Linked DNA regions of Mus musculus: region 2 is linked to region 1. Evidence: chromatin loops called from intact Hi-C (ENCODE). Cell type or tissue: left cerebral cortex. All regions are shown on one strand. Links, peaks and the distances in the headings refer to the core of each region. The heading gives the core; the rest is flanking DNA. Region 1 holds the start of Tmem170b (transmembrane protein 170B). Region 2 holds the start of Smim13 (small integral membrane protein 13).

Region 1 (12,285 bases), core at 3,822-8,821:
TGTTTTCCTGACCAGAAAATGTGTCTTGTTAGAGAATGCTTAACCTTTGACATCTGATCACTCCTTTAGGTTGTTGCTTTCTTAAAGCGCTAATCCTATCATGTAGTTCTTAGAAAGGCATTGCACTAATTTTTCTTAAGGAGGAATGAATAAACCCCCCTTAAAAAATACTTAATGTATGAGTGCCCTGCTGATAGACATCCACATGCCAGAAGAGAGGATCAGATCCCCTTATGGATAGTTGTGAGCCACCACGTGGTTGCCGGGAATTGATTTCATGACCTCTGGAAAAGGAAGCAGTGCTCTTAACAACAGATCAAAGAATGGATTCTGCTGAGTCCAATGTGTAACCACTGAGTTTGTTTAGCTTATTTATGGGTGAAAGCATGGGTGACAGATTATTTCCAGGAACTGCTGAACCATGGAGTGAGATGGTAGAAATTAGGGTGAGGTAATATGGGTGAGTGGAGGCTGAAGCCAGACAAGCTTCATCCTTCACCCATGAAGACTTTCTCAAAACAGCGCAGATGTGAGAAAGGATGGGAGATCATTCAAGAGAGAAGATCTGGTTTCAAACGTGAATAGCTAAGGAAGACAGTGGAACTTCATGTCTACAAAGTCTGCATGCATGGGATCAAGGCTTAGGGGCAAGTACTGGCGAGAAATGCATGCTATTTACAAAAATAAATAGTTAACAGCAAGGAAAGTTCAACTGGATCCAAGAAAATGGAGACTCTGGAGATGGGATGTGAAGAGAGGGATGGAGAAATGTTGTTGAGATGCGCTGTAGTCTGGCCTTGGACAAGTGAGCTGAGCTAGTGTTGATAGAGACAAGATTGGGAGGTGACACTCAGGATTGACAAAGAATTAAGGGAACAAAACAGATGGGGAGCCAAAGAGTTGAATTAGGAAGAAGATCACATTTAGAAGAGTTTCCATTATGACCTGGGATTGAAAATCAAGGAGAGGAAAGACGGAAGGTGATGGACTTGTAAATATGCTCAGAATGATGACGTCACTACGCACAAAGGCTCTGACCGCCACTCTTCCTAGCTATGTTACACCCGGACAACTTAATTTGCAGAGGCTTACCCACTATAAGGCTGATTATCTTTCCCCATTCATGCCTTTCCCACCAGCTTGGTATGTGATCTTATTTTGGACTGAGGGTACTGCAGCTCTAAGGGATCAATATGAGTTCATACTATAACAAGGTGGAGCTGTAATGCAGTGTGATGCTGGTGTCTTTGTAAGAAGTGGCAAGAGACATAAGGAAGATACCTATGCCTGTAATGATGGGAGCAGAATCAGGGGTTGTGAAGCAGCAAACCAGGGAGCCCCTAGGGGTGCTGGGAATAGCAGAAATGAAGGGAAGATGTGGCTCTCATCCTGCCCTAGCGTTTTCAAAGGAACAGGGCTCTTCCCTTTAGGCCTACAAGAAAAAGAAAAAAAAGTTCTTTAGAGCCGCGAGTTTGTGGCATTTTGTCGTGGCAGTCCCAGAACCTCAATACATTCAGCCACCTCATTCTTAAACTGGAGGTAATGCTTTCTCAACAAAAGAGTGAAAAATATCACACTGAAAAGTGTCTAGCACAGGGTCTGTTATAATCACTAAATAATCACTGCGCGTTTAAATACAGATGACAAATGCCTTACCTATGAAGACATGCACCATTTCAGATCAAAAAAAGCATTCTCTAGGTAGGCCACTTATTTGGTGTGACACCACACTTCAACATTTCAGAACAGTAGACTCACCCTCAAATTACAGACATTAGCCCCACTGAACACAGCTTTCACAAGAAGGCCAATTTTCTTAAAGTCAATTTTAGGTATCTGCATATGAAAGAAGAGACTCTGATTTTAAGTGAGAAATCAATGTTGACTTAAATTCTCAATGACTTAAATCCAGACAAGATTTCTTTCAATGTAACTTTGTGAAACTACACAGTATATTCAGTACATTGTTCCCTTCCAGATGTGTGAACAGCTCTAACTACCTTGTCTGAAACACTCAGGAAAAAAAAACCAAAAGATCTGGGGTGAAATTTTAATTGTGTTCTACACAGCGAGTTCAAAATAAATGACTGATCTAATTTTATGAATTTACCTTTCATTTCTCATAATTTAGACACTGGCATGCAGGCGTTGCAAGGTTTTTGCCAAGGGTAGAAAGGAATAAGCAAACTCCTCACATAGTGTCCAGAAAGAAAGGAAAATGAGAAAAGGGCAGAGGCTATAAAAACTGTTCCTCTTTAAAATAACTGTCGCAGAAGTTCCTGGGAGAAGGGAGACTTTAAAAAAGTAACAATGGCAGAGTGTAACTAGAACATTCCCATCGGTTTTTCAAAAGTCACTTTGAAATCTTCTTTTTCTTCTTAATTTCTAAAGAACATTTGACATGGAATCTATCCTTTAAGCTGTGAGACTAAAGTGGACTAAGACCACTTTTTTGACCATGCCTTATCTTTACTCCAGAGTAAATTAAAGAAAGACCTTATTTACCCCCTACTGCAATTTGAGTGCCATAGTTGACAATAGAATATTACACTGTAAACCAGGCAGTGGTGGCACAGGGGTTTAATCCCAGCACTCAGGAGGCAGAGACAGCCAAATCTCTGAGTTTGAGGCCAGCCTGGTCTACAGAGCGAGTTCTGGGACATCCAGGCTACACAGAGAAACCCTATTTCGGCAAAAACAAACAAAAGTTTAACTTTGTACTCCATTTAAACTTAGAAATACAAGACAACTCTAAGGAAGCAGACCATAAAATGGGAGGTTCCCTTGACAGCCAGACTCTTGAGTATTTGAAATGTTCTCTGGTTGCAAGGAGGAAGTGACATTTTGTTGTGCAAGCCGTTGGTCATAGAGTTCTTGGCAAACTAAGAGGTGACAATCACCCACTGCCTAGCTCAGTGAATTTCTCAACACGTATTGGCTAATGGGATGTTAAAATCCCATTGTCTTCCATTCCTTTCATAATTAGGAAAGACGGAGATACTTAGGGAGGGAATAGATTTTTCTTTCTAGTTGATTTAGTCATGTCTCAAACCTGAGATTAGATTGTAAGGCTGTGGACATAAGGCAGCTTCAATTTCTTGCTTTCATAAGGGCAAATGCCAGATGTTTGTCTTTTCATAGTTTTTAATCACCTCAGCATTTATGGAAAATAGATAGATACAATTATGTGTTATTGAGTATAGATATATAGATTATGAGTATATACCCATATATATGTTCAATATATTTACTAAGCATATATATGTGTGTATGTATGTGTGTGTTTATATATATTCCCCTCTATTCTATTTTCTTTCTTATCTAGTGTTAGGGGGTTAAAATGATGGAGAAGGGTAGAAAAAGAATCCACATAGTAGCAAAAGATGCTCTCTCTCTCTCTCTCTCTCTCTCTCTCTCTCTCTCTCTCTCTGTGTGTGCGCACACACACACACTCACACACACTCAGACTTGCCTGTTGTCTTCTATGAAGATGCAGATGTCCTGTATCTAGGGCTCTTAGTAGCATCATTTGGGTTCCAATAACGAGGCCAGCCCTGACTTTGCAGCTTTGTGGCTTGTACTGTACTAGCCTGTCTCTGAGGCTGGCTTCACTTCCATGATTGTAACTCTCCTTGGTAGACACCCGCAATATCCATACCGGGCCCCCATTAACCATTACTTTTCTCTTTCACAGCTTCATGCAGTGTCCTCTTGCAGACTTCTTGTATGGCATCTGACCATGCCACACACTGCCGGCTTTCAGCTTTCTACTACAAGCCTCTTGGTACAGCTTTCTAGTACAGCTTTCTTGGTACAAGCCTCTGTAATGCCCTTACTTTCACATGTTTCTTGTCTGAAAAACTGTACCAAGAGGTCAAAGCTACCATGCTCGGTTGTCAGCCCTAGATGTAGCCCAGCACCCTCTTGAACCACAGTTTCATTTCCTCTGTGTGTGGAGCCTGGTGAAACATTTTTTCTAGGTGGTTGTTTTGAGCAAGGAGTCCCCTCAGTGGGTTACCAGCCTCGGCTCATTCCTTTCATATGAATTTGAGTTTTCCATGTTGGCCTTACTGCCAGAGGGCTTTCTTTTGTTAGGGGTCTCAGTAATTTCCCATCACCTTGAATCTTTCCTGCCAGGCTACCTTCCCTGGCCAACCACACAGTTTTCATATCTTTTTGTTCCATTTGTCTCTCTCTCACTCAGACCTGGATGAGAGCAGTTAACAGCCACCATGCCATAGCCTGAATCCTCTCCTGTCTTGAATTTCCCTCTGCCAAACAAATGAGTCCATCACTTTTGAATTTAGCCACACTCAAGTTCTCAGGGCACTGGCAGAGTGTGATTCTCTACCAGGATATAACAGTAACGCTATCTAGCCTGATTCTTGACAGAGTCCTCCCTCACCTATGATCTCCCCTCCCCACCCTCCACCCTATCCCACCCACACCTCCTTCCTGTCCACATCTGCTGACATTCTTCTGAACGCCCACCAGAAGGACCATTAAGCATTGCCCACAACACTGGAGGGCTTTTCTAGTTCATATTTCCAAACTCTTTCACATCCCTCCCCAACGCCTGCTCCAAATGCCCAAGAACTACATGGTCAAGTTTGCACTCTAATAGCCTCGCTTCTTGGTACTGATTTTCTTCTGTATTCTATTTGTGGAAGGAATAGTAACTTGTTGTTTGAAGACTTATTATTTAACTATATGCAGGTCTGTGGGCAAGTGCCCTCAGAGGCCACAGGATCCCCCCTCTGCAGTTCCTGGCAGTTTCAAGCCCTCTGATGTGGGTGCTGGGAGACAGCACTCCCTTTCTGCACAAGAGTAGCGAGTGCTTTACCTGCCTGCTGAACAAACTCTCCAGCTCCCAACCTTTTGTTTTCAAAGCAAACAGTCAATGAGGTTTTGTCAGGCTGGGTCTTCTGCCGGTTGTGATTTCAGAGCCTTCACACTGACACTTAGAGCTTTTCCATGACCCCCCCCCCTCCGTGGCTCCTCTACTCTGCTAGGTGGGCAGCGGTCTCTGCCTTAGGGGGCGTGACTGGCTGAAACAAATGCTACAAGCGGGTTGTTTAATGTATTTCCCATCGTTCTGGAGGCTGGGAGATGCACATAAGGGTGCCACCAGACTCCGTGTTTATTGTGGGACCTTTCCTTTGCAGAGAAGCATCTTGCTGATGCATTACAAGGATGAGAAAGCTTCTCTCTCATCTTTTCTAATAGGGTCATCAATCCCATCCATGTCAAGACCTCATAATAATTTGGGAGGTCCATCAATCTGGAGAGATACAAGCAGTCAGTACACAGCACGGTCTATGCTGCTGTTCATGTTATTCAGGTCTATTGTACATTTTTGAGGTCAGACCCACGCTTTTCACAGGACAGGGAAGGAAATTACAAAAAATAAAAATGATGTTTAAATATGTCGATTTTTTTCTCATTCTTCACAGCTAGAGTTGATGTTACTTCACCTGGTGAGAAATTGGGAATGATTCATAAAGGCCTGTAAGTGAGTTTGGCTGAGGAACAGTGAGTAGCTGGGGTGCAGTGGAGGGAGGGAGGGCCCTTCTTAGAAGAGTTTTGAGCCACAGGACTCCAGTTATAATTTTCAAAGTAGGAAAACATAAGTAGATGCTTTCCTTTCAGGAGACTCCTTCACAAGTTCCTTTTGCTTGTTCTTTAGAAGAAATATTTACAGGGCAGCAATTTTCATCTGGTTTCAAAAAGTAGCCATATTTAAATGTGACAGCAATAAAAAACAAAACAAAACAAAACAAAAAAAACCCTAGCACCTCATGTTATCTATAGATCCAGATTCCATTCTGAATGCGTAAACACCTACGTGTTAAGTGCTCTGATCCTCAAAATAACTCAAGAAATATTGCAATGAAATGTAAGTATAATGTAATATGTTCTCTACAGTGAGTGACATATGAAATACATGAATATATATAAAAACTGAAGTAGATAAGGAAATATTAAGATGTACAAGTAGTGAAACTGAAACTTAGTGATTACTAACCCATTGTAGTTAAGTGTTCACATTAGCTAATGCAGTCAAACTAGGGCTAGAACCAGACACTTAGGTTTTACGAGTGACAAAATATTCAATCCGCTGCGCTATGATCGGGAAAGCAGGAAACAGTTATGAGGAAGTGGGGATGTTCGAATCTTAGATTGTTTGGAGTGAATGGACAATAGATTCTCAACCGAAATGTTTTATCAGTTGCAGTGATAGTATCGGAAACAATCATAGAGCCAACCTCAAACGTCGTCGTATAGGATTTTCCTTTAGACGGGAACGCTTCTCCTTGGACGGATGTAGAGGGACTCACAAGAAAGTTACAAAAACTCACAACAACAGAGTTAGAAGCCTTACATAATCTTCCTGAGGTTACATAAGCAGTAAACATTTGCTGGGGTAAAGACTCTTGTGTGGGCAGGCTCATGTGTGTGAGGCAGATGAGGAGGGCCTATCTGTCCATCAGGCGATAGGCAGCTGTTAACTACTATCAACATACTGCTAAAACACATTATGAACACCATTACTGTTAATGGTAATTTCTTAAATTATGGGCTCTCTTTCCAATATTCATCTACTAATAAAGATGTTGGGGATGGGTTAGTTTGACCATTTGGCAGGTGTTGACTCTCCCTTGTATCTCTGTCAGCCTTGAGCAAAAGGACTGCCAGCCAAGCAGCCGCTCTACCAGCACCAAGTATCTGGAACAATCCATGGATGCCTTAGGAAGGGAGCTTCAAACAGCTTGCCCTGTACTGTTTGCTATACAGCCCTTGATAGACTCTAGCTGATCCTGCAACTGCTTCTGCCTAGGGCAGCAGTTTTTCCTGGCAGCCTAGTAGTAGGATGGGTGTTGCTGATACAAAAGGGACCTCTGTGTAGTTGGTGCAACCACAGCCCTCCATTAGCATGAGTGATTTTCTGCGGTTGTTACAAACATCTCTTCTTTGGCTAGTTAAGCAGGTTTTCTGGTTCATTTTGTAAGCTGACGACAGGAGAGTTTAACATGTCCTTCGGAGGCTTGGCTATATCTGTCAGTGAATGTGCTCATGTTACCTAATAATGTTAAATCCCTTCGCAGCACCATGAGGTTAACTTCCCATTCTGAACTTTAATTCAGACTAGAAAGATAGGACATATACTATGGCTGCCAGGAAGAATTTAAAAAAATAGGAGAAGAAGAAGAAGAAGAAGAAGAAGAAGAAGAAGAAGAAGAAGAACAACAACAACAACAACAACAACAAAGAAAGAAATGAAGCCCCTTCTTTATCTAAAATGAATTTGATGTTAAACTCATTTATGTCTGATAGTCTATACTCCTGAATTGACATTTAATTCAGCCATTGAACCCTACACCATAGTAGGTTTTAGTACGGTTCCTCTTAATGACGCCCAAACTTTTTTCTATATTGTGGGAGCAAAACAAAAACATGCATAAATATAAACCTGCATATACATTATTGTCATTTTTAAGGTGCTCACCAAAAGCAACAATATTTAGGCAATTCGAATCTTCAGTTACTGGGCAAAAACACTTGATTGGCTTAGCTATTCTTTCTTCACTTCCTTCTGTAAACTTTAGCAGCAGAGTATTTGGAAAAAGATGGAATTGGGCGAGGGGGATGGGGTGAGGAGCACTAACGTTTTTTATGCAAACACGATTTTTTTTTTTTTAATTTCAAGTTAAAAGGTTTCAAACATCAAGGAAGACTGTAACTAGCATAACTGGAGTTAAGATGCTTCTGAGGCTGACCTTGGATTTGAAGGACAGGGAGACGAAGCTGAGTTAGTTTAAGTGCTGGGGAGATTCACAATTTTAGATGAAAAGAGTCCTATCTGGAAGAAGCGCTAGAGCCAGCCTTGGCCAGGAGGATTCATTCGGACACCTACGGGGCCCTGCGTCAATAAGTGGTTTCAGATCCTGCAGCTAAGGGGAGTTCGTATTTTACTGCTGGCCGGCCAGAAGACTGGCTGAAATGACAAAGAGGATCTATTTCTGTTTTAGTAGATTTAGCAAAGGGAGGGGCGTATCCAGGTCACTGGACGCACTCTCAGACAACCCTACAAATGAAATCTTGAGCATTTACACCTTTGCAAAAAGTTGCTCGCAGACGCCCTCACGGAGAGGGAAGGATCTGGAGCAGCGAAGCGCAGGCTCCAAAAATCCTGGCAGCTCCCGGGACCTATACACAGCTCTCTCATCCCCGCCCAGCTCACCGGTTTCAGGTTTCCGGGGGCGCGCAGTCAGGAGGGGGCGAGGGGCTTGGAGTCTGTTCCCTCGGAGCAGCCAATGAGCGGCGAGACCCAGCGGTGGCGCCAGTGACGTAGGTGGCGCTCCCTCCGCCCCACTGCGGGCGGACGCTGGGAGCCGACGACAGCCTGAGCTCCCGGGTGCCTAGGGCGGCGCGCGCGCGCGCGCGAGGAGCGGGGGGGAGGCAGTGCGCGTGCGCAGCCGCTCACCCCCGGGGAGGCGGGGCCGAGGAGCGGACACGCGCATGCGCGCGCCCCGGGGCGGTCGCGGGCGGAGGGGGCGGCTCCTCGAGTGTTGGCTACCCAAAGGCCGAGCGGCAGGCGGGCGGCAGGTGCCGCGGCCGGGCGCCGCTGCCTCGTCGCGCGTCCCCGCGATGAGCCTCGTCTCGCGGCCTGCCCCTGCCGGCTGCCGCTCCGCGCGGGCCTCACGGCGTGACCCGGGCCTCGTGGCGTGGCGGGCCCCCGCGGCGCGACGCGGGCCCTGAGCGGGAGCGGCGGTCCCTCCCGCGGCCCCAGGCCTCGCCCGCCAGCGCTCCTCGATGTCTCCCCGGCGGGGAGGACGCTGCCTGCGACACCCGCCGAGCGGCGCCCCCCGGAGCGCCCCGCTGCCGCCCCGCGGGGACGATGAGGGCGGAGGGCGCCGACCACTCGATGATCAACCTGTCGGTGCAGCAGGTCCTGAGCCTCTGGGCCCATGGCACGGTGCTGAGGAACCTCACGGGTAATGCGCCGGGCGGAGGGAGCGGTGGGGGACCCACTCCACGGGTGTTCGGGGCGTCCGCAAACCCGGCCCGGTGCGGGCCGCTGGAGCACGCGCGAGTCGCGCCAGTGCCCCGACTGGATCACAGTTCATGTTTCTGTCATTAACCCCCCCCCCCCCCCCCGCCTTTCCCCGTGCGCGCGCGCACGCACATACACCGCTTCTTGCAGTTTCGATCTTTTTTAGTCTTTCTTTCCTGGTTTAGCCCTTTTTCTTGCTGACAGATGTCAAACCAATTGCAGTACTCCTATTGCCTGCTCACCGTGATCACGGTGGACCGACCGTTCGTTCCTTTATTTGTTGAGAGAGAGAGAGAGATATGACTAAGTAGATAATAGCGGGGTCAGGGGCTGGACCAAGGTCTAGAGCAGTCGAAACAGTTGTCTTCTCTGCTATTTCCTTTTGTCTGGCTGTCTCCTGGCTTCAAGTTGCTGTATTTGTGAAATTGGAGAATTCTGTGTATTTCCCTTCATTAATCAATGTGATTGGGAATGGGGTTTAGCTACGTTATAGCATCAGGTTGTCAGAGTAAGCATTAGTACACATAATATGATTTCATATGCAGGTTTGCTTGTGAAGAAACTTCTGGTTTTCTCAGTGTGGAAGTGCTTAAACTCTTTTGAGTTCCGAGTTTTAAAAATAGCGTCTAAAGAGTAATATTGACTGGAAAGCAGTAGGGTCAACAGTTTGACTCCGGAGTAGCTGCTTTTGTGAAACCACAACCAAAACCCCAAACAAAAACTCAGTTCTTTAAAATGTCTTAACTCCAATTGAACGTTACTATTTCAAAATCTGTGTGATAGCAAATTAATAGTATGTAGTATACTTATAGGCAAAATCTGGCATGATACAGGGTTCATATGTTCAAGGAGAAAAATATAACGGCATTGCGTACCACCCAGATAAATTTTCAGGTTGCTTAATTCCTTACTTATGAAAACCACACCAGTAAAGGAGACCCTGGAGCCAGCAGAGGCGTCTTCTTAGTTGCATTTTTATAGTTCTGAAAAGTTAAATTTACATAAAGATCATCTCAAGATAGATCCCTTTATTTTACTTATGACCTTGTTCGTATTTGCCCACAGATTCACATTTATAAAGCATGAATTGTTTATTAAAGTACAATGATTAAAAACTTAGTGATATATATTGCCTGTATTAATGACCAGCTTGGCTCACTGAAGCTGTTTCGTATGTAGCTTGATAGTCAAGAGATGCTGTCTGCTGTGCCATGTACTGCTTAGCCTGTACTGCTTAGCCTGTCCAAAATAAGCAAGCAAATTCAGCTCCTAAGAGGAGACAATAAGCTCACCATTTACTGAGTATTACTCCAACTCTGCAAAGCATATACACAAAGCAATTCAGGCAAATTAAACTGCCCTAAGCCAGATAGTGAGCAAGTGGGCCTTCCGAACCAGTCTGCCTCCGAGTGTCTTCCCGTTACCACTGTACAGCTCTTCATTCAGCTTTGCCCTCTGCTCCATCAGACAGGGTGAATTTCTTGCTTCATCCTGCTACTTCTGCTCTTTGTACCTACTTCTGTTTTTAATCACATTATAATTTTTATCTCTTTTAGCTTGAATGTGTTTTGAGAGTAAGGTCTTTGTCTTGCTAAATTATGAGTCCTAGCATAATCTGGCACATAATAAGTGCTGAATCCATGTTTATTAAAGTGAGGTTGTGAAATAATACCTAATGCAGGATTTAAACCTGATGCTGTGTTGTAGTTCACTGGAGTAAACGTGCCCTTAAAGTACAATGGGGTGTTGAAGCAACTTTTGTACACAATCATCTCCCAGACTTGGAAGGCAGGCACGTGCCCACTGAATGCATTTGTATTCTGTGCTGAATTTTGGTTTCCATTTTTCTTTATTTGATATTTTCAACAGTTTTTGAGAGCTTGTTTATATTCACTTTACAGACATTGAAGCAGAGAGCAAGCTTATGTTTGGTAGCTAACATGAAAAAAATCTTTACATTTTCTGTTAATTCAGAAGACATTTGGCATCATAGCAAACTTGCAAGTAAAACAGATACTAAAAAGAAGCATAGTATAAAACAAGGCAGGCTATCTTGGATTATAGCTGAAGGAATTACAGAAGTCTAGGTATTAGGAACCTGGGTTAAATACCAAATCAAAGGGAAATAAACTCTTGCTTCTGTTCTTTGTACACACGAGCAAGTGTGATATTATTCTTTTCTTAGGATTTTACCTAAAAAGCAGGGGGTCTACCTTTGGAAAACAGTCTTATGTATGTGCTCCTTTGATAGGAATAAATGTAAACAGAGGAGAACTGGAAGCAGTAACCTAGAGCAGGCACTAGAGTCTCTGTGTCACTCTTAGCAGCCTGTGGTGAGCGATGTTGATCAGAGGCAGGGCCAGAGCCTGTCCCTGTCCCCACCCTCAGTTCCACGCCCATCCTTTCTGCCCCACATAGCTACTTAAGGCAGACAGGTCTGAGAGGTAGTAAGTCTTATGATACTTAAGATTAGCCTGGCACATATCTGTCCCAGCCTGAGGATATGTAAAGGTATCCCCAGTAGCTGGGCCCCATACATTCCAATATATCCCTCCATCTCTCTCTCTCTCTTCCCCCCCCTTCCCCCCTAACCCCAGGACTGCCTGAAACTACAGATAGCATCTAGTCCTGATTACACACACACCTATGATAGGGTTTAGTTTCTATTAGATGCAGTAAGATGCTTAACAATATCACAATAAAGCCAAAATGTTTTTAACTCTGCAGTGTAATAAAATTCCCTGTATCACAACTGTTGCACTCTGGTGCTATTAAGTAAGTAAATGGGCTATTTGAACACAAGTATCACACTGCTATCTGATAGCTAACAATCTATCTGATAAGTGAGATGAATCCGTATACCCTTGACAGAAATGATTCTTGCTTTGAGTGAGACAGAGTCGAACAGCATAAGATGTCTGAATGGCCAGCAAGTTAAAATGTATGAGTTGTTTGTTCCTAGAATTTTCCATTTACTATTTCTTAAGTGGTTGATGAAGCAGGTAGCCAAAGCCACAGAAACTGGAATCTTGAATGATGGTTGGCTAATTGGTCCAGTAAATAAAAGATGCTAGAAAATGTGAGATACTATTGAGAAAACAATGCTTTCTAACCTTTTGAGTGGCTATCATTCTGTAAAAGCTACCGACCCATGTTCACTGTATTTCCTGTCTTAGGAATCCTCTCAGACATGATCAGCTGTTTGATAGCTCTCTGTTTTAGAGACACTT
Region 2 (12,285 bases), core at 2,350-7,349, 350 kb before region 1:
TACCCACTAATAGAAACCACACAAATTTGATTGTTTTTAGGGGTGTAAAAACATACACAGAGGGGTGTGTATAGTCTGATGCAGGTAGGGTGTGAGGAAGTTCTGAGGCTGCTGGGTGCACTGTTTAGAGATGGATGCGGTATATGCAGGTGAAGAGACAAGGCTGCCAACTTGTACTGATTGACCCACTGGTTTACAGTCTCCCATCCCCAGTAGGATCAATCCCCAGTCTCAGGTCACATCTCTTCTACTCCTAATTTTTATGTGGTTGACCACATCGAGTTCCAAGTAGGAGTGAGATCACACCTGCTGCTAAAATTTCTCCCCTGAGAGAGGCATAAATAACATGTTCTCCACCTCCTCCAGCAAACCCACAGACTGAGGGACCGGTCTTGTGGGAGTTTACTCTGGGGAATCAATGAGTTTGTTGTTAGGTTTGCTTACAGAACAATGGGCGAGAGGTTATGGGCAACCTTAAAACAGCCCCAGCAGCAAGTCTGAATCTAGCAGGGATGCTGACAATTCGCACGGGTGCATAGACAGAGCCTGCTTCTCTCCCTCGTCTTTCCTAGCCTGTCATGATACTTCCACACCTCTCTGAGGCCCCTGGCTGTTCTCTCCAATTCTGTTGGGTTTCTTGAAGCCTATGGCTCTGGTTTTAGGCTGGAGGGCTCCTTTAGTTTTGATGTGTCCAAGACTGTCCTTGAGTTCTTGATCCCTGCTGCCTCACTTTCCATGGTCTGGGCTTACAGATAGGAAAGCCCCACAGCTGTAAAGATAGGGGTTCTTAAAGCATCTATGGCAGGAAATTTAGCCATCATTCACCCAGAATCTCGGGTTAGAAACTTGGGGGGTTTAAATGACAGGTGATATTGTATCATTATTTAATATGTACAGCATGAGGTTTTGACTTATTTGTTTATATATACATATAAAATGACAAATAAGTCATTTTATTATATATATAATAAAAACATGCTGTTTCACAATAGTTTTTAAAGATGAAAAAAAAATGTGTAGACGTGTGTCTGTGAAGAGGGCATCAGATTCCTATGAGCTGGAGTTATAGTGAATGGTACTGGGAACTGAATTTGGGTCCTCTGCAAAAGCAGTGTAGAATTCATTTTTAAGAGTGTTTCTGTCTCTCCAGGCTCAGAGTTATCCTAGTTAAAATTCACTATCCTCCCCATTTTTCACAAAATATAATGTATTGTTATGGTGAGTACCATTCACACAACAGGTTTCTTGAACTTACCTAACTGTAATATCTCACTTTTGACCAATACCTCTCTTCTCCCAGTTCCCTGTATCCACCAGCTTCCTCTAAAGGGGAGAGGGTGGGCTCCATTCTCTCCTCCTACAAGACCAACACTTTTAGGATGAAATCATGGTGTGTTTGTCTGGCTGACTTATTTCAGTTAATGCACTATCCTCTAAGTTCACCTCTGTTTTTGCAAACGATTTGATTTTGTTCTTTATTGCAAGTAGGATGCACTGTGTTCCATTCAGCCACCATTTCTTTACTCACTCTGTTAGTTTGGTTCTCCATCTTGGCTACTGTCAACTATTGCTGTAATGAAGCTGGTGGCACAGATGTCTCTTCAGCATATTGATTCATTTCCTTTGGATATATACCCAGCAATAAAATTACTGGGTCATGTGGTATGTCTAATCTTAGTATTTTGAGGAGCCTGCATGTGGTTTTCCCATAATCACTGTACAAATTTACATTTTCATTAGTGTGTAAGGATTCCCTTTTCTCCACGAGTCTTCCTTCCTTCCTTTCCTCTCCTCCTCCTCCTTCTCTCTCTCTCTCTCTCTCTCTGAGATATGGTGTCATACAGTCTGTCTTAGTCAGGGTTTCTATTCCTGCACAAACATCATGACCAAGAAGCAGTGGGGAGGAAAGGGTTTATTCAGCTTACACTTTCTACATTGCTGTTGATCACCAAAGGAAGTCAGGACTGGAACTCAAGCATGCCAGGAAGCAGGAGCTGATGCAGAGGCCATGGAAGGATGTTTCTTACCGGCTTGCTTCCCCTGGCTTGCTCAGCCTGCTCTCTTATAGAACCCAAGACTACCAGCCCAGGGATGGCACCACCCACAAGGGGCCCTTCCCCCTTGATCACTAATTGAGAAAATGCCTTACAGTTGTATCTCATGGAGGCATTTCCTCAATTGAAGCTCCTTTCTCTGTGATAACTCCAGGTTGTGTCAAGTTGACACAAAACTAGGCAGTACACAGTCTAAGCTAGTCTTGACTTCACCGTGTAGACAGGGCTGGCCTTGAACTTCTGACCCTCCTTCTAAGTGCTGCTAATTATGGCGGCACAGATCCAGCCTTTTCAAGTCAGTTTAGATTTCTGTTTCCTTCACTCTTTACCTCTCGTCCATCCACACTAATCCTAATGATTTAATGTGTCCTACATCTTCCCACTTTTCACCAAGCCAGAGACGACTGCTCTCATCCAAACCTTGATTCAATAGTTCCAGGGTAGTTCTGACACGTGCCCAGAGCATCCTGCACATCTGAGATTATTCTTTGCGAGCCACAGTTTTGGAGGATACATTATAATCCACTTGGGAGCTTTACAAAAATCTACTTTGCCTGCTCCTTGCCCTGAAGACTGGCATTCACTCTGTGGGGATAAGAGATGGGCATTTGTAGTTTGAGTTCCTTTTGGTGAGTCAAATGCACATCAGACTTGAGGGGTTGGAAGGGAGGTCAAGTTTATCTGGCTCTTGGGGGCTGCACACACCGCTCTTCCTATGTAGACGCTCTTCCTGTAGGTCTTTCCATGGTTGGATTTTTCACTCAGGACTCAGATCAGATGTTACTTCCTCAGGAAGTTCTTTCTCGATGACTACAATCTCAACACCCCCATGTTCGCCACAGTGCTTTACTTATTTTCATTGGGGATTTGCAATCCTTGCACACCCCTATTTATGTTATTGTCTGTATTGCCATGACTTTTTTTTAAAGATTTATTTATTATTATACATAAGTACACTCTAGCTGTCTTCTGACAGAAGAGGACATCGGATCTCATTACGGATGGTCATGAGCCATCATGTGGTTGCTAGGATTTGAACTCAGGACCTTCGGAAAGGGCAGTCAGTGCCATCTCACCAGCCCCTGCCATGGCTTTATCCTTGGCACCTCAAAGAAGTCCAGAGCACACAGAAGTGTTTGTTGTATGTGAATGAAAGAGAAGGTAAAAAGGTCTGGATTCTTCCTGATTTCTTTTGAACTAGATCTATTCAAATGTATTCCTTTCAACCAGATTGTAAATCAAACGTGCTCCGTTATGCAAGTGAGTTGGATCATCTGCTAAAAATGAATAAGTTGATTTCTAAATTTATTGCATCGAGCTCAACTCTCTCCACAGGAACTGTATATTAAATCTTGCGCAAAGCCAGTAATGCCTTGATGTATTTTTATGCTGCGTCTTAGCTGGAAAGCAGTTTACACAGTAGGGCATCTGGGAATGGCTAGCACAGAGTTGCAGTGGAAGGCGAAAGCCTTGATTTCTCAGGGAGGAAAGGGCTGATCACCTCTTGCGTTAACAGATGTGGCAGAACTGGGAGTTTTAATTTCAAATAGAAAAAAAGGACTTGAGATAAATACCTTGTTTTTCAGAAGTTAGTTCAAGCAAATGTGGCAAAACCTTTGGCTGTTGGCCAGATGTTGCTTGAATTAAAGGAGACAACAGAACGAAACTTGCTAAACAGGTAGGTGAATTAAGAGCACAGATGTCTCTAAGTCACTCACCAGTTACTTCTGAAGCGTACTATCTGTGAAAACACAACACAACATCTGTTGCTGGGGGAGGGGGAAGGCTTTCCAGATTCTGACGTCAGGGGACTTATTTCCTCACAAGTAACTAACCTTTGCCGGGAGCAATAGGTTGGGTTCAAGTACAACCTGTTTTTCAGGCAACAGCCATCCTCTTTTCCCTTTTGCTCACTAAAACCAATTTTGTATTTGAATTAACGGCTGAAATGTAACTGGCACCTCGGCAGGGAGACAGTCCGACGCACAGTCTTGAGAACAAGAATCAGCAGTCTCTAAGTTGGAGGTGGCGGCTCAAGAACACCAAAGGCACAGGGGACGGGAAAGGAGAGCAAGGAGAAGCCGGAGCAGCGTTGACTCCTGGGAGTGGTAGTTCGTTGCTGGGCGGAGACCTGGAGCTCTCGCCGATCTTTGCACTACATTACCCAGCAGGCCTCGCGCAGCGGCTGAGTCGCTGCGGAGTGGGTGCTTGGTGATGAGCTACCGCGGGGGAGGGGGCGGGGAGCGGAGGAGCAGCTGCAGCGGCCTCGGGGAGTGGTTGACATCTGGCGTCTCCGAGGGAGGAGGGGGACCTCGAGTGAGCTGCAGCCAGGGCCTGGCGTTCGCCGCGCCACCTCCAGATCACTCTTTCCCCGCCTCGACGTCCGCCATGGCAGCGCGTCCGTCCGTCGCCGGCCTCTCCGCTCGCCGTGGCTCCGGCTCCCCGGAGCGATGAGGAGGCGGTAGTGGCGTCCCAAGGCCCGCTCCACCAGCGACTCGGTCGCCCCGGCCGGGGGCAGGTCTGAGGGCCGGTCCCGTCGCGGCCCGCCCCCGCACCGCCAAGTTCCGCCCCCTGGGGGCGCTGCCCTCGGGCACCCGCGGTCCATGCCGCCCCGCCGCTCTGCCGCCCGCCGCTGAGCCCGCGCCCACCCCCCAGCTCTCAAAATGTGGCACAACGTGGGGCTGACCCTGCTGGTGTTCGTGGCCACGCTGCTGATCGTCCTGTTGCTGATGGTGTGCGGTGAGTGGGGGGTAACGCCGGGGGCGGTCGGGAAAGCTCGCGTGGACAAGTGTCCACGGTGATCACCTCGGTGGTCTCGGTGGCCACCGGGCTCCCAAGACCGAGTTTAGAGGAGTCATGCCTCTTGCTCAGGGCAGGTCGCCCGGGCATCACGAACCTTCAGGCTCAGCGAACCTTCAGGTCTGGCATCCTGACTCGAGGTAGAAGCACGTTTCTGCTTCCCCGGCAGGTTTGTCCTTGGTTGCCATAATGCCACAGCCTACCCAGATCTTTCACCGTGGCCTGTATTCGAAGGAGCAGTGATCGGTTTCATCTTTTTATTTGGATGTTCTGAACCTAGTGAGAGATTTCATCACCTTTTGGGTTTCCAGCGCACGTGAAGCTGTTTGTTTACTTCCAAGTTCAGGCTTTAACCAAATTCCCAGCCTACTTGATAATGGGCAGAGCCAAAAAAAAAAAAAAAAAAAAAAAAAAAAAAAAAAAACACCACTGGCGGTAATAAACTTCCAGGGTCAGGGAACCTTATCTTGGTTCTGCTGTCCTGGGGCTGTTTGGTCTGCTGCTGTGTACTTCTCTTCCCAGGAGGGAAGGAACGTTAAACTGTTCTCATGGCGTGTTTTCCATCCCTCTTAATTCGTTATGCACATAGCTGATAACCACAGGTCTCAGCCAGGAGACTGAACAATTGTGAGAGTTTGGAGAGTATTTCAAATAAATGACAGTAAGCACTGGTATTTAGAAGACCAAGTATGGGTTTGAAGTGATGGAGTATTGGGTTAAAATTTTATAAATACTGTAAAGCTTATTCTTACATAGTTAATGCTCAGTCCAGTAGCTATATTTGGAAAGATATGCACTTACATATTTAGACACCTATATGTGTATTTAAATTTTGTCAGTAATGCTGACTGAACCGAAGGCTTCACATATGCTCAGCACATGTTGAACTACATACAGAGCTAGTCCCAACTCTAACATTTTTGGCTAATTCTAGTGGTTCTAGATCTAAAGAATCCTTTTTAAAATCGGGGTCTCACTACGTAGCCTTGGCTGGCCTGGAGTTCACCATGTAGACCAGGCTGTTCTTGAACTCATGGAGGTCCAACTGCCTCAGCCTTCCAAACCCTAGGATTAAAGATGGCCAGTTTTGCCCAGCTGTGGTGGCGCACGCCTTTAATCCCAGCACTTGGGAGGCAAAGGCAGGAGGATTTCTGAGTTCAAGGCCAGCCTGGTCTACAGAGTGAGTTCCAGGACAGCCAGGGTTATACAGAGAAACCCTGAAATACGATGGCCAATTTTTTCTCTTTTTTTTTTCATGACATAAAAAAATGAAATAACATCTCCCCAGTTTCTAATGTGTGAAAAGGGTGATATCATTAATTGTTGTTTGCATTTTTTTTTTTGAGGTGGGAGCCCCACCAGGTTGGCATTGAACTTGCTGTATGGAGGAGGCGGAGGATCTTGAGTTGCTGATCCATAGAGGGCTACACCCAGTTTATTCAATGCTAGGATGGAACTTCAAGCTTCCTGCAGGCTAGGCAATCCACGCCCCCAGCTCAAGGGCCTTGAAATAAGAATAAACAAACCCTTGAGCGTTAGTTGGACACAGGGGTAAAGGCGTGTGTCACCCTTTCTACTCGGAATGAGAGTGTGAGAGTGTGACATACAAGCCATACTACATCTTGGACACAACACTTATCAAACTTGCTCTGAGACATTTTAAGTCCCTGGTTGCTTTCTTACCTTTCACTGGCCGGCGGGCTGCTTAGTTTTGCTAGTTTTTCTAAGTGTCATTAGCTTCAGGAAACCTGAGCGAGAGGCAAGGTCTGATACCTTTAAAACTAACAGCTTTATCACGTAGTCCAAATACTGTTCCTTGTTGGGAAACTAATGACAGGGTAGGGCAGCCCTTTTGTTCTGACTAGAAGGTGGCTGAAGGTTGAAGAGGAGGGGGAAGGGGCAGACCTGACCTGGGACCTGGGGTGCCGTGTTAGTTTGCTGGGGGCTCCATTGCAGAATCCCAGACTGCCTTGCTTCTCCCTCAGCTATTTACTCTCACAGTGCTGGAGGCGTGAAGGGCTTTAAGGGCATCTCCTTGGCGTGTAGATGGCCGTCACCTCCTGGTACTTTCATAGGGTCTTCCCGCAGTGTGTACCTGATACCAGTCACTGGGTCAGGGCCCTGGCCCTTGTGACCTTATGTCCTTTCCAGACAGTCACATTGGGAATTAGGATCTGTAATACATGCTGGAGGACAGCCTATAGCTGAGTGATTCAGGCATATGCCCTTAAATAATTCTTACCTTTCTGTGGTCATTGACTCTTTTGAGAAACTAGTTAATGCTTTGATAATTTTCAAAAAAAAAAAAAAAGTATAAACACATTTTTTCTTACCAACTTTTTTTTTTTTTTTGGTTTTTTTCGAGACAGGGTTTCTCTGTGTAGCCCTGGCTGTCCTGGAACTCACTCTGTAGACCAGGCTGGCTTCGAACTCAGAAATTCGCCTGCCTCTGCCTCCCAAAGGACTGGAATTAAAGGCGTGCGCTACCACACCCGGTCTTATTTAGCAGATTTTGTTAAACCAACACAGAGAGTTCAGCTCTGCAGTCTCTGCCCATTGGGCCAGGTCTCCTGTTTTCTGATCTCACCCAATTCTGGCAGCTTTTTGTTTAGTGCTCACTGGACACTGGATTGTAATCTGTCACCAAGTCGGCCCCAAGGTATCAAAATGGAGCTTGCTGGAGAATGCTGACAAGCTGTTTCACACAGTGAATTCTAAATTTCAAATTTCCTAGGGAGGGTTTCCTTCTGTATATATTGGCTTTTTTTCTTAAAGTGTGTCCTGCCTATATCAGTCACTGAAGCTGCCTGTTGTCGCCGTGGGTAACATGGGTGGCTTCCATCTTACTGAATGAGTGATCATAGCCCTTTCTAATGGAGGTTTCTGCTGAGAAGCACTTTCATGTCCCCAGTGGCTGACAATCATTCCCCTCCCCCCCAACACACCCCCACCCCCCAAACAAGGTCTCACTGTATAGCCTGGACTGTCCCGGAACTCTCACTCTGTAGACCAGGTTGCCCTCAAACTCATAGAGATCCACTGTCCTCTGCCTTCCAAATGCTAGGATTAAAGGAGTGTGCCACCCCCACCCCCGCTCCGCCCCCAGCTACCCAGGTCATTTTAATAAAATACTTTGTTCAGTTTTTCAACGTTTTAAAAGCCAAAGTTCCTTTGGCCTGTGTTATATTTCTATCCTAGACTTATTTACTTGTGTATGGCTTGATGCCCTTCATTGCTACAACTGATTCTATAATTGTGACACTCGGTTAGCTGGGGGTTGTAACACACTCCAGGCCAGTGCCCTACCCGTGAGCTGCATCCCTAAGCCCTAGAATTGCCTTCCTGTGTGTACCTCCAGAATCTACACAGGCAGGAGAAATAGTTCCCATCTGTTCAGTCCATCGCTTGCTCCCACCATCCCCAAAGCCATGTTTCCTCCTCAGCAGCCGTGGGTCCTCACACAGTAAGCACTGCTTTCTCTGTTGGCCTGTCCGGGATCTCTCCTCCTTGTCTTATACTTTCTTCCTTTGTAGGCACGAGCTTTCTAAGAAAAGATACATAGAAAAAAAAAGTGTTTTGAGCTACAAGTTTAAAAAGTCTTGATTTTCAGCCCTGATATTTGATCAATATGCTGAGTATATCTGAGATTGCAAATTGCTTTTAGCTAGAGTTTTAAAATGATTGCTTTTTTTTTTTTTTTTTTTTTCCAGCTTCTAGGGCTAATCTTGAGAAGTTCCATGCAGCTCCATTTCCCTCTCTGCGCGGGTGACTTGGTTTCCCTCTTTGCTCGGTTTCTTGATCCAGGTGCCTCCCCATAGCCTTCACATCACTGGTGTACTGAAATGTCAGGACGTGCCTTGCTTCCTTTTGACTTCATTCATTTTTTTCTGGACACACCCAACTGAGAAACCGCCCCCCCCCCCCATCATTTTTGGAGTATTTTCTTCTAGAGAAGTGATCATTTCCTGATTTCCTATTCCCCTTGCTCTGGTTATTTATTTATTTATTTATTTATTTTCGCCTTCACTACTGGGCATTGAGCCCAGGCTTTTACCCTGGACTCTTTTCTTGGACATCTAGAGAGAGCTTTGCTCTAGATGTCTTTCATATGTTCATATTTAAGGGTGAGGTAATTAAAACAATAGGTTTTTAACTGGCTGTGTGGAAGCGCATGCCTTTAATCTCAGCACTTGGGAGGCAGAGGCAGGTGGAGCTCTGAGTTCGAGGCCAGCCTGGTCCAAAGAGTGAGTTCCAGGACAGCCAGGGCTACACATAGAGAGACCTGTTTCAAGCAAACAACCAACCCAAGAAAGCAACAGCACCCATGGGTTCTCTGTTAGCTGTAGGCTTACCCATGCACAGTGATTTGGTAAGAACTTAGTGTCTATTTGACGCACACCCTCTGTTGTTAATGTAGAGATCTATTCTTTGAGAGTATCAACATTTGTGGAATTCTCTTATTTCCTACTTGGATATTATAAATTTACCTCCTGTGAGAGTAGACTTTAGCCAGTTGTTTTTTCTCTTCTCTACCTTTTTTCTGTGTTTCTTGAATGTATTTTGTGTCTAACTGGCATACCCCTCTCTGCTTTTAAGTTTATGGTGAGATTAAGTCAATATCGAGTGTGGAGATTCTCTGAAATAGAAAGGCTTAATGAGCTTTTAGAGAATCTATCCTGAAAAACACAAGTCCTGGCTTTGAAGCTACCACAGGTCCATGGCAGTTGGATCTGAGGGCTAAGACCAGTTCCACATGACAGCAGCTCTGTAAGCTGGTCAGAGCCATATAGTTGGGAATCACAAAGAGCCCAAGTTCTGGGCTAGGAGGGTCGTTCATAAGAAATATCCTGGTTTGTCTGAAGCTAGACATTCAGTCTGTGTGTATGTGAACAGATGGCCACCGGGGGTTCAAGTCCAGGGTCTCACCTGCATTCCTGCACAGGGGGTCATCTTTGTTGGCTTTAGTTCACACCGGCTACCTTATGAAGTCCCTCATCTCTTTCCATCCATACGAGGCTTTTTTTTAAATATATTTTTAAAAATGACTGATCATTTATTAAGGGTGGATTTAGGCACCTGCACTGGAGAACTCAGCCCCGCTTGAGGTGATGGAAACAGTGTGCTTAGGAGTCTCAGGAGCCCATGCCAGTCACGTGCATTCCTACCCAGAAGCTTTACGGAGGTGGCCCCACGAGATTCTTTTCTCCGTTTGTATCTCTGTCTAAGTCCCTCACCCCCAGAGACTACATCTGGAGGCTGGGGGGATTGTAATCTCCAGTGAATTTACAATTCTGGTCTTGCTGGTATCTTCCAGTATCTAAAGTATGGCTATGGTGTGGCTTCCTGACTGACCTGTCCCGCTGAGACAGTGAGTCAGTGCAGCTCCCTTAGAAAGACTTAGCAGAGGGCTGGAAGAATGTAGTTCAGTGGTGTGCCTAGCAGACGAGGTGGTGGTGGTGGTGGTGGTGGATGTGGTGGTGGGTGCTCCCTCATCAACTTTACTTTTTGTTCTAGAATCAAGTATTTATTCTACAAAGTATCTTATGATGACATTAGCAACAAATGTTGGTTTTTCTAGACAGGAAGTATAGACAGCAGGTTGTTCATTGCCTTGTAAGGTGGAGAGGACAGAACACTTGGGAAAAAACTGGTTAGTAGCAGCTTACTCCAGTGGTACGTAGGAGTGTGTGTGTGTGTGTTTGCCTGTGTGTCTGTCTGAGGTAAGCCAGTTGAAATTGGCCTTTTGGAGACTGGGCTGTTTTCTAATATTGATTTCTTGACATCTCTTTACTTGTGGCTCTCAAGAAAGGTCTGGTGTATAGTTTAGCTTCGGCTTCAGGACATGCAGATTAGGCAAAAGTGACTAATTTCCAATCCGGTTTGTTCAGAGGATTAGTAGGAACAATGGCAGTCTGGTTATTACTTAACATTTTCAGTTAGAGTCTGAGCACCGTGATGTCGGAGACTTAAGTTGCATTGTTCACGGTCTGTAGATCCTAGGGTAATGGCTGGCACCTAGCATAGTAGGTCCTCATCTGAAGGATGAAGGAAAATCCCTCTGCTAATCACTGAATTCCAATAATAATTGTTAAGTGTTAATCCTGGTATAAGCCAGGATTGCCTCACTGGTAACTCCTGTTCAGTGAAATATACTTACTAGATACTTAGGGACATTTGGTGGAGAGTCATGGATATCCAAATTAACAAAGCACTATCTGTGTCCCCAGGGATGCCATCCTTCACCAAGGCTTTAGGTCATAGGTCATAGACACTGCCCCTGAGCAGAGGACACCTTGTTTTATCTTGTACCTTCACTAGGTTGCAGACTGATCCCTCTCTCTCCCTTAAACGTCTATGAAAGGCAAGGATTCCCTTTGGTCTGAGTTACTGTTGGAGCTCCTAGCTCAGCGTCTCTCTCTGAGTGGCTATCCCTACTAAACCAGAAATGTCTTGGTGTCTCTATCTACCTGGACCAGTTATATTTTTATTGATTGATTAAGACAGGGTCTCACTTTGTAGTCCCGGCTGCCTTGAAATTCTCAGATACCCACCTGCCTCTGCCTTCAATATGTTTGGATTAAAGGCTTGGGTCACTATGTATGGCAGAATCTTAATTATGTAAAATACTGATTATCTGACAATCTCACCAGCTCTGAGCTCCACCGAAATCACCCTTCTGGTTTCCTATAGACTCTGCAGGATGGGTTTATCTTCCTTATTTCCTGCTCAGTGGGCTAGGTGTCGTACCTAAATATCTGATGTGATTTCTGAAGTACAGAGATAACCACAATTGGGTTCTGTCTTTAAGCCACAAGCTGGACAGGGATCCAGCTTAGTCATTTAAAAACATGTCTGGTCTGGAGAGATGGCTCAACAGTTAAGAGCACTGGCTGCTTGCTCTTAACTGAGAGGTCCTGAGTTCAATTCCCAGCAACCACATGGTGGCTCACACTATCTGTAATGGGATCCGATGCCCTCTTCTGGTGTGTCTGAAAACAGCTACAATGTACTCATATAAATGAAATAAATAATCTTAAACAAAACAAAACAAAAAAAACCAAAAAATATACTTCAGGTGTCTAGAAAGGTCCGTTAATGTGAGTACATGCAATCTGCTCACAGATGAGGTTCAGCAAGGTGCCATGAATGTTCATTCATCACCCTCCTTTCAAACAGATCTCCCTTCCCACCCTGCCAGCCTCCCCCCACCCCCTAGTTTATCTCTGTGCTATCAGGAAAAATAGATTTGTCACAAAGCCCTTGAAACCCCAGTTCCCTTAGACTAGATTATATGATAGCAGAGGCATGCAGTCTGGACCCTCTCACAGCCAAGGTTTATGCCTAGGAAGTGTCTCTCGGAGCCCTAGATTACTTTAGGATGAGGACTGGTCACCAGAAACATCAGCATGTGATGGGAGAGTGGGGAGTTTGA

Evidence for each region. Peaks named below come from ENCODE experiments on the same cell type or tissue, not always from the same donor. Only the 100,000 strongest peaks of a DNase experiment are listed, where the experiment ranks them.
Region 2: a loop joins it to region 1, with 10 times the contacts of the local background. A loop is called at or near these places in 1 of 42 quality-filtered maps.

Annotation. Positions count from the first base shown.
Region 1 is chr13:41,597,317-41,609,601 of GRCm38, forward strand. It overlaps Tmem170b (transmembrane protein 170B), which reads left to right and starts at 8,566. Exons shown (of 3, transcript NM_001163572.2): 1 at 8,566-8,996. The coding sequence starts at 8,900. It overlaps Gm32184 (a long non-coding RNA gene), which reads right to left and starts at 8,760. Exons shown (of 3, transcript XR_382252.4): 1 at 8,243-8,760. In left cerebral cortex, for the core only: no CTCF peak of the experiment used is centred there; DNase peaks (open chromatin) are centred at 6,862 and 8,322; H3K4me3 peaks cover 1,065 bases; H3K27ac peaks cover 889 bases.
Region 2 is chr13:41,245,522-41,257,806 of GRCm38, forward strand. It overlaps Smim13 (small integral membrane protein 13), which reads left to right and starts at 4,323. Exons shown (of 2, transcript NM_001135577.2): 1 at 4,323-4,793. The coding sequence starts at 4,718. In left cerebral cortex, for the core only: a CTCF peak has its summit at 4,615; DNase peaks (open chromatin) are centred at 2,929, 3,402, 4,195, 4,991 and 2 more places; H3K4me3 peaks cover 3,414 bases; H3K27ac peaks cover 2,970 bases.